3 separate regions of the Homo sapiens genome follow, and regions 2 and 3 are each linked to region 1. The links are chromatin contacts, found by Hi-C or POLR2A ChIA-PET in ENCODE. All regions are on one chromosome and are shown on one strand. Each heading gives the region's core, a stretch centred on a gene start or an enhancer-like site at or near the end of the contact. The rest is flanking DNA. Distances are from core to core; before and after follow the strand shown. Region 1 holds the start of SZRD1 (SUZ RNA binding domain containing 1). Region 2 holds the start of CLCN6 (chloride voltage-gated channel 6). Region 3 has its middle 6.3 kb from the start of LINC02766.

Region 1 (3,518 bases), core at 440-2,939:
CACAGTGTTGGGATTATAGGCGTGAGCCACCGCGCCTGGCATCTCCCTGTCCTTATATTTTAAGAAAGGATGATTACAGAAGTGACAATTATAAATCTTCCTCGGGCAGACAAGACACTCCCATAATGATAATAGCTAACCCTTAGGACTCTTACTATGGGTCAGGCACTGTTCTAGGCATTTCAGCATAGTAACTGGTTAAATTCTTACAATCTACTTTTGAAGTAGCTATCTCTAATGTATACACTTGGGGAACTGAGACATAGAATCCTTATGTAACTTGCGTTAAGATCACACAGCTTTTTTTTTTTTTTTTAGTAGAGATGGGCTTTTGCCTCGTTGCCCAGGCTGGTCTCAAACTGCAGGGCTCAAGCGATCCCCCCGCCTCACCCTTCCAAAGTGCTGGGATTATAGGCGTGAGCCACCATGCCCGGCCACATAAATAACTTTTTTTTGAGATAGAGTTTTGCTCTTGTTGTCCAGGCTGGAGTGCAATGGCGCAATCTTGGCTCACTGCAACCTCCGCCTCCCAGGCTCAAGCGATCTTCCCGCCTCAGCCTCCCGAGTAGGTGGGATTACAGGCATGTGCCACCATGCCCAGCTAATTTTGCATTTTAAGTAGAGACGGGGTTTCTCCGTGTTGGTCAGGCTGGTCTCGAACTCTTGACCTCAGGTGATCTGCCCACCTTGGCCTCCCAAAGTGGGATTACAGGTGTGAGCCACTACGCCTGCCCTGACATAAATAATTTTTTTTTTTTTTGAGACAGAGCCTCACTCTGTCGGCCAGGCTGGAGTGCAGTGGCATGATCTCGGCTCACTGCAACCTCCACCTCCCTGGCTCAAGCAGTTCTCCTGCCTCAGCCTCCGGAGTAGCTGGGATTATAGGCGTGTGCCACCATGCCCAGCTAATTTTTGTATTTGTAGTAGAGACGGGGTTTCACCATGTTGGCCAGGCTGGTCTTGAACTCCTGACCTCAGGTAATCCGCCTGTCTCGGCCTCCCAAAGTGCTGGGATTACAGGCGTGAGCCACCGCGCCTGGCCAGTAATTTTTAGAGGTAATACTAACGTATTTATCTACCATTAAAGACCCAGGAGAACTTAGTAGCTGGGAATCCCACTGGTTCTCCCAACTGAGGTGCAATATTATCTTTACCGTCTTTACCTTACGGTAGCGGATATAGTGTTAATAAATGATTAGAATACTGCTTTATGAGCAGGAAATACTGTAATGATTTTCACCCTATCAGAAATAATAAAATGTTTTCTGCATCAGCAGATATTTTTCATCATTTGTTGGTGTTTAAAAATGTTTTCAGAATTCTGAAGATACCATTATCTGTAGTTTAGGAAAACTACGACTCACTTTAAAAGAAAAAAAGTTTTCTTTAATTGCCTGCCCTTAGAAAAGATGGTTCCACAGAACACACTTCCGGTACTCGAGATGAGGACTTCCCTTGAACGCCCATTCTGTAAGACAGATAACGCGTTGGCCCTTAAGAAAGATGGCATCTTTCCGCCTTCTCTGCCCCCTTCCAAGATGGCTGCCCTAATGTACACTTGGGACCTTGCCTGGCGCCTCTTCCGGGCTTGGCAGCGGGCGGGGTCCATTGAGTAAAGCCTTGCGTGCCTGCGCCCGCGACGGAGGCGCGCTTCAAAGCGCAGGCGCGGGGAGGGGGTGGGGGAGGAGGGAAAGCGGCGAGTAAGATGGAAGATGAGGAGGTCGCTGAGAGCTGGGAAGAGGCGGCAGACAGCGGGGTAAGGAGGAGCCGCCGTCCCATGGCAGGGCCGGGCGAGACCTGGCGTGAGGGGAGCCTCCGGGGAGCGGGTCTGGAGATAGTTCTCCCCAAGGAAGGGCCCCATACGCCGGGCTGGGGGTGGTGGAGAGGCCCCCAGTTCCTGAGCGCCGTGAAGGCCTCTTAAAGGGGCCGCGATCCATTTCTCTCCTTTCCTTTGCCTGGTGCGCCTCCCTCCGCCCACTAACGCGCGCGTCACCCGGGGCGCCCCACCCGCCACCCGGGGCCTCCTTTCCTGACCCCCCGCGCCCACTTGCTGGCCGTGGGCCTCTGTGACTCTTTCCGATGAGCCTTGTGGCCCGAGGCACCATTTTAAAGTTCTTGTGCTCTGACCGGGACGGACACACCATGTGGGTGGTGGTGGGGCTTGCGCGGACCAAGGAGGCATGTCCGGCTTCGCAGGAAAGCGGGAGGAGGCAGCCGAGGGCGGGGGGAAATTGAATCCTCTTTGGGCTACTCAACTCTGCTAAAATCCCCCACCATCCGTCACGGTGGACGAGTCGGGTTTTTTTTCTCTTTCACTTTTACTCCAAGAAGAGTTTGTGGGCAGGCAGGCAGGTCTCACGGGGACTCTGCCAAAGCAACCGAAAGCTCTGCGGGGCAGCTCCTCTGCCACTCAGCGATCCGAGGCCCCGGGAAGGTCTAGGAGTTCGCTTGTCGGAGTCCAGGGTGTGATATGTAAAACAGCCACATTCTTGGGAGAGGAGTGGGGAGATGGACCGTTCGACTTGTTTTTGGAGTTTTTGTTTGCCTCCAGAAACTGTAGGAAAATAGTTTATCTCAAAGAGGATCTGTCAATTCTCTTAGATTTGTGAATAATTTGGTCTTTTCAGAGTTTGTCTGTGGTGACCCTTGTGAATATGGGGAGATGCTTTTTTTGTCTCCCCGTGTTCGCGTCTGTTCAATGCTGGCTGCACTGACATCCACCTTAAAGGTTTACGTGTGCGAGGAGTCGAGCGTACCAGGGTAGAGTAGGCGCTGGGTTTTTTTTCCTAAGCGCTTTTTGGGGGTGCTTATGAGCTCTGGAAGAGGCCGGGAAATTGACCCTGGCAGCAGTCAGTGGGTGTATCTAGCTCTACGGGAATGTTGAAACTTGGCTTTGAAGTTTTTTCCGCTGGTTCAGCATTTCTCTCAACGGTTGTTTATGTTTTTCCATTTAGCATAATTGAGAATTTGAAGGATTCGTTCGTTCAGAGGATATTTAGTAGAGTTCTTAATGTGACAACCATCTTTCTTGAGTTTTGGCTTAAGAAAGTTAAAGATTTTATAGGGAGTAACAGGTGTCAGTTGGCTCCTTGTTCATTCAACCAGCATTTTTGAGTGTCTGCTATATGCTAGGCAGTGTGCTTATCAGTGACTTTGTGCCAGAAAATGCAACATTTTCGGTACAGGCGTTTATTGCCTACCACTAATCTGAGTGAATCATCCAGACATCCCTATAAAAAAGCTTGGCTTACAACTTTAATATCATGCAAATGATACGTTTCTTGGGCATCTTGGCCTTTCTTTGGTTTTCCTCACCTGTTTCAAAGGGTCATAAATCCCTCATGTTAGAGAAGTTGGAGGCAAATGAACAAAAATGAATAGGATTCAGCAGAAATTGGGGCTTACTTTAGTTTTTCAGAATGGGTAAGTCAATTAGAAATAGCTAGTACAGTCCCCCATTTAACAGCTGAATAAGCCTAGAGATGTGAGATTTAGAGACTTAGGTCTTTCTGACGCTT
Region 2 (3,518 bases), core at 710-3,209, 4.6 Mb before region 1:
GAGGCCAGGAGTTTGAGACCAGCCTGGCCAACATGGTGAAATCCCGACTCTACTAAAAATATAAAAATTAGCCAGGTTTGGTGGCGGGCGCCTGTAATCCCAGCTACTCTGGAGGCTGAGGCAGGAGAATCGCTTGAACCCGGAAGGCAGAGGTTGCAGTGAACCAAGATTGTGCCATAGCACTCCAGCCTGGGCGACAAAAGCAAAACTCCATCTCAAAAAAAAAAACAAAAACAAAAAACAGAAACAAGTAATCAGAGCCACCAGGGCACAGACAGGCCAACAGAGGGCATAGGGTCATCTGGCAGTCTGGTTAAGAAAATAAGACAAACACTTAAAAACAAACAAAACACTTGCACAGCAATGGGCAAACACACAGTAGTGAATGGGTGTGTGGTGACATGGCACAACAGAGGAAAGCCCAGGTGAGGTTCATTTCTTTCAGACTGTCCACCACTAACCCTGTGTACCTAACCATTTGGGGTCTTAGACTCTTTTGACAATCTGATTAAATGCACTGCTCCCTTCCCCTGAAATACACACACAGGTGCACAGACTACACGGGGATACATCCAAAGACAAGGAGTTGATTCCAGACTAAGAACCCTGGGCCAAAGCTTTCTCCCTCTAGGGCTGCTCTCTTTCATTCTGACCTCAAACTCCAGATTCTCAGTGGGGATGGCTGTGGGGAGTGAGGAACGGGGGCGGGGGGGAGGAGTAACAGCAAGAGCAGCCAGTTGGCTTTCCTCCAGCGTTTAAGGGCGCACCTCGTTAATTGCTTGCTGGAACAGAACCTAGAGTAGGAGGAAGCTGAACCACCTGTAAACCCTCTGATTTTCAAAGACTTATTGCATTCCTAGTATATGCCACGCATGTGCCATATTTGTAAGCCAACTCCCACGATTTATCCGTTATCAGCTGGACTCCCATAGCACCCTGGGTTGTAACTGTGGGTGAAAAGGCCTGTCTCCTTTCTCTTTCCCCAGTTCCCTGAGACAGGACCGGTGTCCTGCCTGGGGTATCCCCAGAGTTTGGCACACGGTGATAGCCAACATTCACTGAGCGCCAAAGGGCCAGGTGCTGCCACTCTCTCAAAATAAGCCTCTGCCACTTACTGAACAACTAGTCTGCGCCAAGCACTGGGATACTAAGCCTACGACTCCCAGAAAGGTCCCGGCGGACCCCCGTGCGCAGCGGGACGCAGTGGGCGCCAGGGACCGCAGTGCCCCGGGCCCAGCGCTCTTCTCCAGGTGATCGCCGGGGAGGCAGGTTTAAAAGGCAGGAGCCGGAAGCCGTCTCGGCGCCCAGGTGGCCGAGAATCCAGTCACCAGGTCACTGAGTCACCGATGGGGGCGAGGACACGGGCCTGGGCCGGTCAGAGGGGCGGGATCGTCACCCCTGGCTCAGGGGCCCCTCCGTCCAGGCAGGGAGCCAAAGTCAGTCTTCGCTTGAGGGTTGGCGGTCGCTGGAAGTGGTAGCCATTGGGAGTTACACTAATCCCGCGAAGGGTGCGCAAGGGAGGCGGCAGCCCCCCCCAAGAAGAGAGGCAGGCCGGCCTCCAGCGCTCCCCGCCCACAAGCACGTCCTTGCCCCCGGGAGGTTGTTTGCCGGCTCCAGGATCTCCCTCCCGGCGACCCCGGCCTCGCCGTCACTCACCCTCCAGTCCCGGGTGACTCAGAACGCTCGGCCGCCGGCCGCACCACTGTGGCCGCTGCAGGGGCGGGGAACGCAGTGAAGGGGCGCGGCGCAGGTGTCAGGTTGCTGGAGAGGCGGGCCTACAGGGCGGAAACCACCGGCGCGGGTGACCGGAAGCCCCGCCCCCAACATGGCCGTGCCCACAGGTCTCGTTGGAGGCCGTGCCTTTATCGTCATGTGACGCGAGTCCTCGCCCCACCCGTCTGCAGCCACTCCTGGTCTCAGTCCCAGAGCTCGAGAGGGCCACGTGACCGTCCCGGGGCCAGTCACGTGAGGCGCAGATCCTGGCTGGGAGGGGGTTGGTAGAGGGGTCCAGAGTGGCAGTAAAGGAGGAAGATGGCGGGGTGCAGGGGGTCTCTGTGCTGCTGCTGCAGGTGGTGCTGCTGCTGCGGTGAGCGTGAGACCCGCACCCCCGAGGAGCTGGTAAGAAGCCGGCGGAGTCGGCCTGGGGAGGGGGCGGTTGCTAAGGGACTGAGAGAGGCGTTGCCGGGGGTGGGGCCGGGCCAATCTGGGCCCGCAGGTGGCAGCGGGTGGGGCCTGGGGACCGCAGCCAGGGCTCTCGAAGCGTCTACCCTGCTTCACGTGCCTAAGTCTGGGGTCTTTTCTCATAACCCCTCCTGGAATCTGAGGGAGAATCCAGGCCAGCTCCAGTAAATCCCACCCATGTTTCCTTTTATTTCCATCTGAAAAGAGTTTGGAATGAAACAAGCGTTTTCAGAATGAGCTTCCTCACAGGACTTTGTGCTTATCATGCTGCTGTTTTAGCTTCTCCAGTCCTTTCTCACTCTATCCCTCACCCTTTCTGGGTCACTGACAGTCCAGCTTCCCCCTGCAAAGCATCCTGGGAAAACTTGAGTTGTGTTCCCAGAGTTGACAAGTCCTTTCTGATTTCAGATACGTCACACTGTCAAATGGAACCTGCATTTTTACCCCCCTTTTCAGCTGGCGTTGGACATCTTTGAGGTGTCCTGAAGAGGAGGGTGGTTATTTGGAGACTATCAGTGGAAATGAAGAGCTCAGCTGATGGCTGTAGATCCTCACCCACATGGTCCCTCACCCCTGAAAGGTTTTTTTTGAGGGCTGGTTCCTATTTGATAATGGCTCCAGATGATTTAGAAGCTAGCCACTGATTTCAGTAAATACTTCTGCCTCCTTCCACTCCTAACCACTAAAAAAGGCTCCCTCTGCGGATCTGTTTTTCTAGACCATCCTTGGAGAAACACAGGAGGAGGAGGATGAGATTCTTCCAAGGAAAGACTATGAGGTGAGCTCCTTTGATACTGCTTGGGCAACTAAAGTAGTGAGTGGCCTGGTCACTTCAGGCCGAAGCATTATGATTCCAACCAGAGATGCTCTTTGACCTTCTGTCCCAGGGAGTGAGTGGGTAAGAGAACTTCCTTCTAGGAAAGAGACTGTTTAGCAAGCCCTTTTCTCACCTTAACCCCAAAACAAGGTCTGGTGTTTTTACACGTTTATAAATCTGTGGCACCTTAACCTGGATAGAGTATGTATTTGCCATTAAACTGTTTGCTTTTACAGCTTACAGAGAGACTTAGAGTGAAAGGCACTGGCAGGCAGTATGTGCCCCTAACAGGTGTGTGCTTATAAACTGTTAAGGAGGCCTTGCTTCTCTTCTAGGAGAGCTTGCTTTTCAGATATTTTCTTGCTCAAGCAGCTTCTCTCTGACATGTTCTTGATTAAGTTCCACCTTTCATGTATGGGATTCTTAGAGTATGTGTTTTTAGTAAAGCCAACACTGCTGGGGTGAAACAACATGCGTGACTTTTTATCATTAAATTCTTAAACGTAATAAAGAAGGTAGA
Region 3 (3,518 bases), core at 316-2,815, 3.8 Mb before region 1:
CTTTTAATTTCTTCTTTGATCTAAGGATTACCTACTTGTTAATTTCCAAATATTATCTTATCTATCTATCTATCTATCTATCTATCTATCTATCTATCTATCTATCTATGTGAGACGAAGTCTGGCTATGTCGCCGAGGCTGGAGTGCAGTGGTGCAATCTTGGCTCACTGCAACCTCCGCCTCCCAGGTTCAAGTTATTCTCCTGCCTCAGCCTCCCGAGTAGCTGGGACTTGGTATGCCACACACCCGGCTAATTTTTTGTATTTCTAATAGAGATGGGGTTTCACCATGTTGGCCAGGCTGGTCTCGAACTCCTGACCTCAAGCAATCCTCCCGCCTCAGCCTCCCAAAGTGCTGGGATTATAGGCATGAGCCACTGTGCCCAGCCAAATTATCTCCTTTAAATTAATGTTTTGAATTTTATTGGATTGTGATCAGTAAATAAATGTAACCTGAAGATTTCTACACTCTAGAAACATCTGGGCTGCGCGCAGGGGCTCATGCCTCTAATCCCAGCACTTTGGGAGGCCAAGGTGGGCGGATCACTTCAGCTCAGGAGTTTGAGATCAGTCTGGGCAACACAGCGAAACCCCATCTCTGCAAAATATACAAAAATGAGCCTGGCGTGGTGGTGCGTGCCTCAGTCCCAGCTACTTGGGTGAGAGGATCCCTTGAGCCGGGGAGGTTGAGGCTGCAGTGAGCCATAACCACTGCACTCCAGCCTGGATAACAAAAGTGAGACTCTGACCAAAAAAAAAAAAAAAAAAAAAAAAAATTCATTGTAATTTTCTTATTGTCCAAGTACTTGATCAGTTTATGTAAATGTTCCAGGGCCAGGCTCAGTGGCTCATGCCTGTAATCCCAGCACTTTGGGAGGCCGAGGCGGACAGATCATGAGGTCAGGAGTTCAAGACTAGAATGGCCAATATGGTGAAACCTCGTCTCTACTAAAAATACAAAAAAATTAGTTGGGCGTGGTGGCGTGCGCCTGTAGTCCCAGCTACTTGGGAGGCTGAGGCAGAAGAATTGCTTGAACCCAGGAGGCGGAGGTTGCAGTGAGCCGAGATCGTGCCACTGCACTCCATCCTGGGCGACAGAGCGAGACTCCATATAAAATAAATAAATAAATATTCCATGAACATATGAAACAAAAGTATATTATCTCTTTGAGGCATACAAATAGAGATAGACAGACAGACACACAGAACTTTGTAGACTATCTGAATTAAGTCCTACAGGATCTTATTTTGTGTGTGGGAGAGACTGCCTTGCATCTTCAAGTGGCCTGCGGGGCAGAGTCTCTAACTCCAGCTATATCCTTTGGAAGTGCAGTAAGTGCTTAAAGTAAACAAAGTTAGAAGAAAGGAAAAAGAAGAACACAGCAGTCTTAATTAAGCTTCCTCCAAATACTCCAGTTGGAACTTCAGAAGGATTTGACGCTGGAACAATTGCACTGCAGAGCTGCCTGCCCCACGCCCAGGAGCGGGGCCAACCCACTTGTCGCTGAGGGGAGCCAGATCGTGTTCTCCCACAGTCTTACCCAAGGAGCACGGCCAGCGTCAGCAGCTCCCAGGGGCTCATAAAACTTCACACCTCATGCTTATTCTGGTCTGACTCAAAAGCACAGAAAGGTCACGGGTACGTTTTGACTTGGAGGAAATGTGTGAATCTAGACCAACTTGGCTCTTGGAAACCCCGGGCAAGTGAGCCCCCAAGGGAGGGGGTGTGTGGGAGACGGGAGGGGGCGGTGCTGGGAGGGGGCGGGTGCTGAAACAGCTCCCAGGGCCACTTTAGAGGGAAAATTCCTGCCTTTTGGGCGTATTTTCCTAAGATGCTTAAGGGGTACACAGAGACTTCTGGGAAGCTTGGCAAAGCCTGCAGAAAGGCAACTCTCGATCTGTTCCATGGTTTGTCCACAGAGATCGAGCATCCCTAGGTGTTCCCAGACAACACACGTGAGTCTGATGCTACAGAACCTAACCCTCTGCCCCTCCAGCAACAGGGAGGCACTTCCAGCCCCTGCTCTTGAGCACGTACTGGGTGCCAGGCTCGGTACTGGATGCGTGGATGTACAGTGAATAGGGTGGCATTCTTGCTGCCCTCACTGAGCTAGCTATACTAGTGGTGGACGTCAGGGTGTGACAGGGAAGACTCAACCGAGAAAGAGGCAGATGGTCTGAGTCCAGCAAGAGTGAGGAGAGTTCATGAGGCACCGGGAAGAGGACAGTGTCCTTTTGGAGCCCTGAGGCAGGGACCTGCTTAGCACAGCTGAGTCCCAGGATCCCTGGACTAGCTGGAGCACAATGAGAGGAGGTGGGGGGCGCAGCCGGGCCAGGTCATGTTGGACTCTGTAAGCCACGCTAGGAGAGGCTATAAGCAGAGGGTTCCACAGTGAGGTTGGCATCGCAAAAGAAATACCTGTCTGGCTGCAGATGGAGACAGGGTAGCATGAGTTAGTAGTGGAGAGCAGCTGCAATAGCCCAGGCAAGAAATAAGGAGGCTTGGATGAGGATGGGGGCAGAGAGATGGAAGGGAGCCAATAGAATCCGGATATGTTTTTGAGGGAGAACAGAAAAACCAGTGAGATTGATTTCATGCACAGATTAGGGGCCAAGCACCGTGGCTTACGCCTGCAATCCCAACACTTTGGAAGATGGAGGCGGAAGGATCACCAGAGCCCAGGAGTTTGAAACTTCAAAACCAGCCTGGGCAACATAGCAAGACCCCATCTCTAAAAAAAAAAAAAAAAATTAGCTGGCCCTGGTGGCACACGCCTGTAGTCCCAGCTACTAAGGAGACCAAGACAGGAGAATTACTTGAGTCCTAAAGTCAAGGGTGCAGTGAGCCGTGATTGCACCACTGCACTCCACCTTGGGAGACAGAGCAAGACTTGTCTCAAAAAAAAAAAGAGAGAGAGATTAGGGAAAAAGAAATATCAAGGGTAGCTTCTGGGTTTCTAGCTTAAGCAACCAGTGATGTGTTTTAAACCATGGGGGCAGATTTGATGATAATGAGAGTAGAATTTGAGATGAGAAGGGGGCCTGGACAAGCCCTAAGGAGCTCCAGCATGTGATGGATGTGTGTAGGAGCACGAGCAAAGGAGATGGCGAAGGAGCAACTGGAGAGGTGGCTGGCAAAATAGAAGACAATGCTTCGGCCCGGCGCGGTGGCTCACGCCTGTAATCCCAGCACTTTGGGAGGCCGAGGTGGGCAGAACACGAGGTCAGGAGATCGAGACCATCCTGGCTAACACGGTGAAACCCCGTCTCTACTAAAAATACAAAAAAACATTAGCCAGGCGCAGTGGCAGGTGCCTGTAGTCCCAGCTACTCGGGAGGCTGAGGCAGGAGAATGACGTGAACCCGGAAGGTGGAGCTTGCAGTGAGCCGAGATCATGCCACTGTACTCCAGCCTGGGTGACAGAGTGAGACTCCATCTCAAAAAAAAAAAAGACAGTGCTTCGAGAAGGAAGACACAGTCAACTGGATTGCATGGCACTAAAACGCCAAGTAAGACA

What was found. A loop is a pair of places that touch in the nucleus more often than their neighbours do. ChIA-PET counts read pairs that join two places held with the same protein, here RNA polymerase II (POLR2A). Pooled maps may share reads with other maps.
Region 2: a map of chondrocyte shows a loop between it and region 1 (10-fold over the local background). The contact joins the promoter of CLCN6 here to the promoter of SZRD1 in region 1. A Hi-C loop is called at or near these places in 1 of 168 maps with a recorded cell type or tissue (chondrocyte) and 9 of 50 pooled maps. POLR2A ChIA-PET finds 5 or more read pairs at or near these places in 2 of 52 experiments (B cell and Panc1).
Region 3: POLR2A ChIA-PET joins it to region 1 with 17 read pairs in PC-3. The contact joins the enhancer-like site here to the promoter of SZRD1 in region 1. POLR2A ChIA-PET finds 5 or more read pairs at or near these places in 2 of 52 experiments (PC-3 and activated CD4-positive, alpha-beta T cell).

The regions. Positions count from the first base shown.
Region 1 is chr1:16,365,553-16,369,070 of GRCh38, forward strand. SZRD1 (SUZ RNA binding domain containing 1) reads left to right here and starts at 1,690. Exons shown (of 4, transcript NM_001114600.3): 1 at 1,690-1,756. The coding sequence starts at 1,706. RefSeq lists enhancers at 1,387-1,446, 2,197-2,486.
Region 2 is chr1:11,804,232-11,807,749 of GRCh38, forward strand. CLCN6 (chloride voltage-gated channel 6) reads left to right here and starts at 1,960. Exons shown (of 23, transcript NM_001286.5): 1 at 1,960-2,118; 2 at 2,900-2,959. The coding sequence starts at 2,032. MTHFR (methylenetetrahydrofolate reductase) reads right to left here and starts at 1,733. Exons shown (of 12, transcript NM_005957.5): 1 at 1,657-1,733. RefSeq lists enhancers at 1-308, 1,605-2,590, 1,788-1,897, 1,908-1,987, 2,438-2,507 and silencers at 1,418-1,467, 1,488-1,537, 2,208-2,257.
Region 3 is chr1:12,517,540-12,521,057 of GRCh38, forward strand. No RefSeq gene overlaps it. Among named protein-coding and RNA genes, the nearest start is that of LINC02766, 6.3 kb to the right of the region's middle. Within about 2 kb of position 1,566, at least 11 of the 41 ENCODE cell types and tissues checked have a DNase peak (open chromatin) inside an H3K27ac peak, as active enhancers do.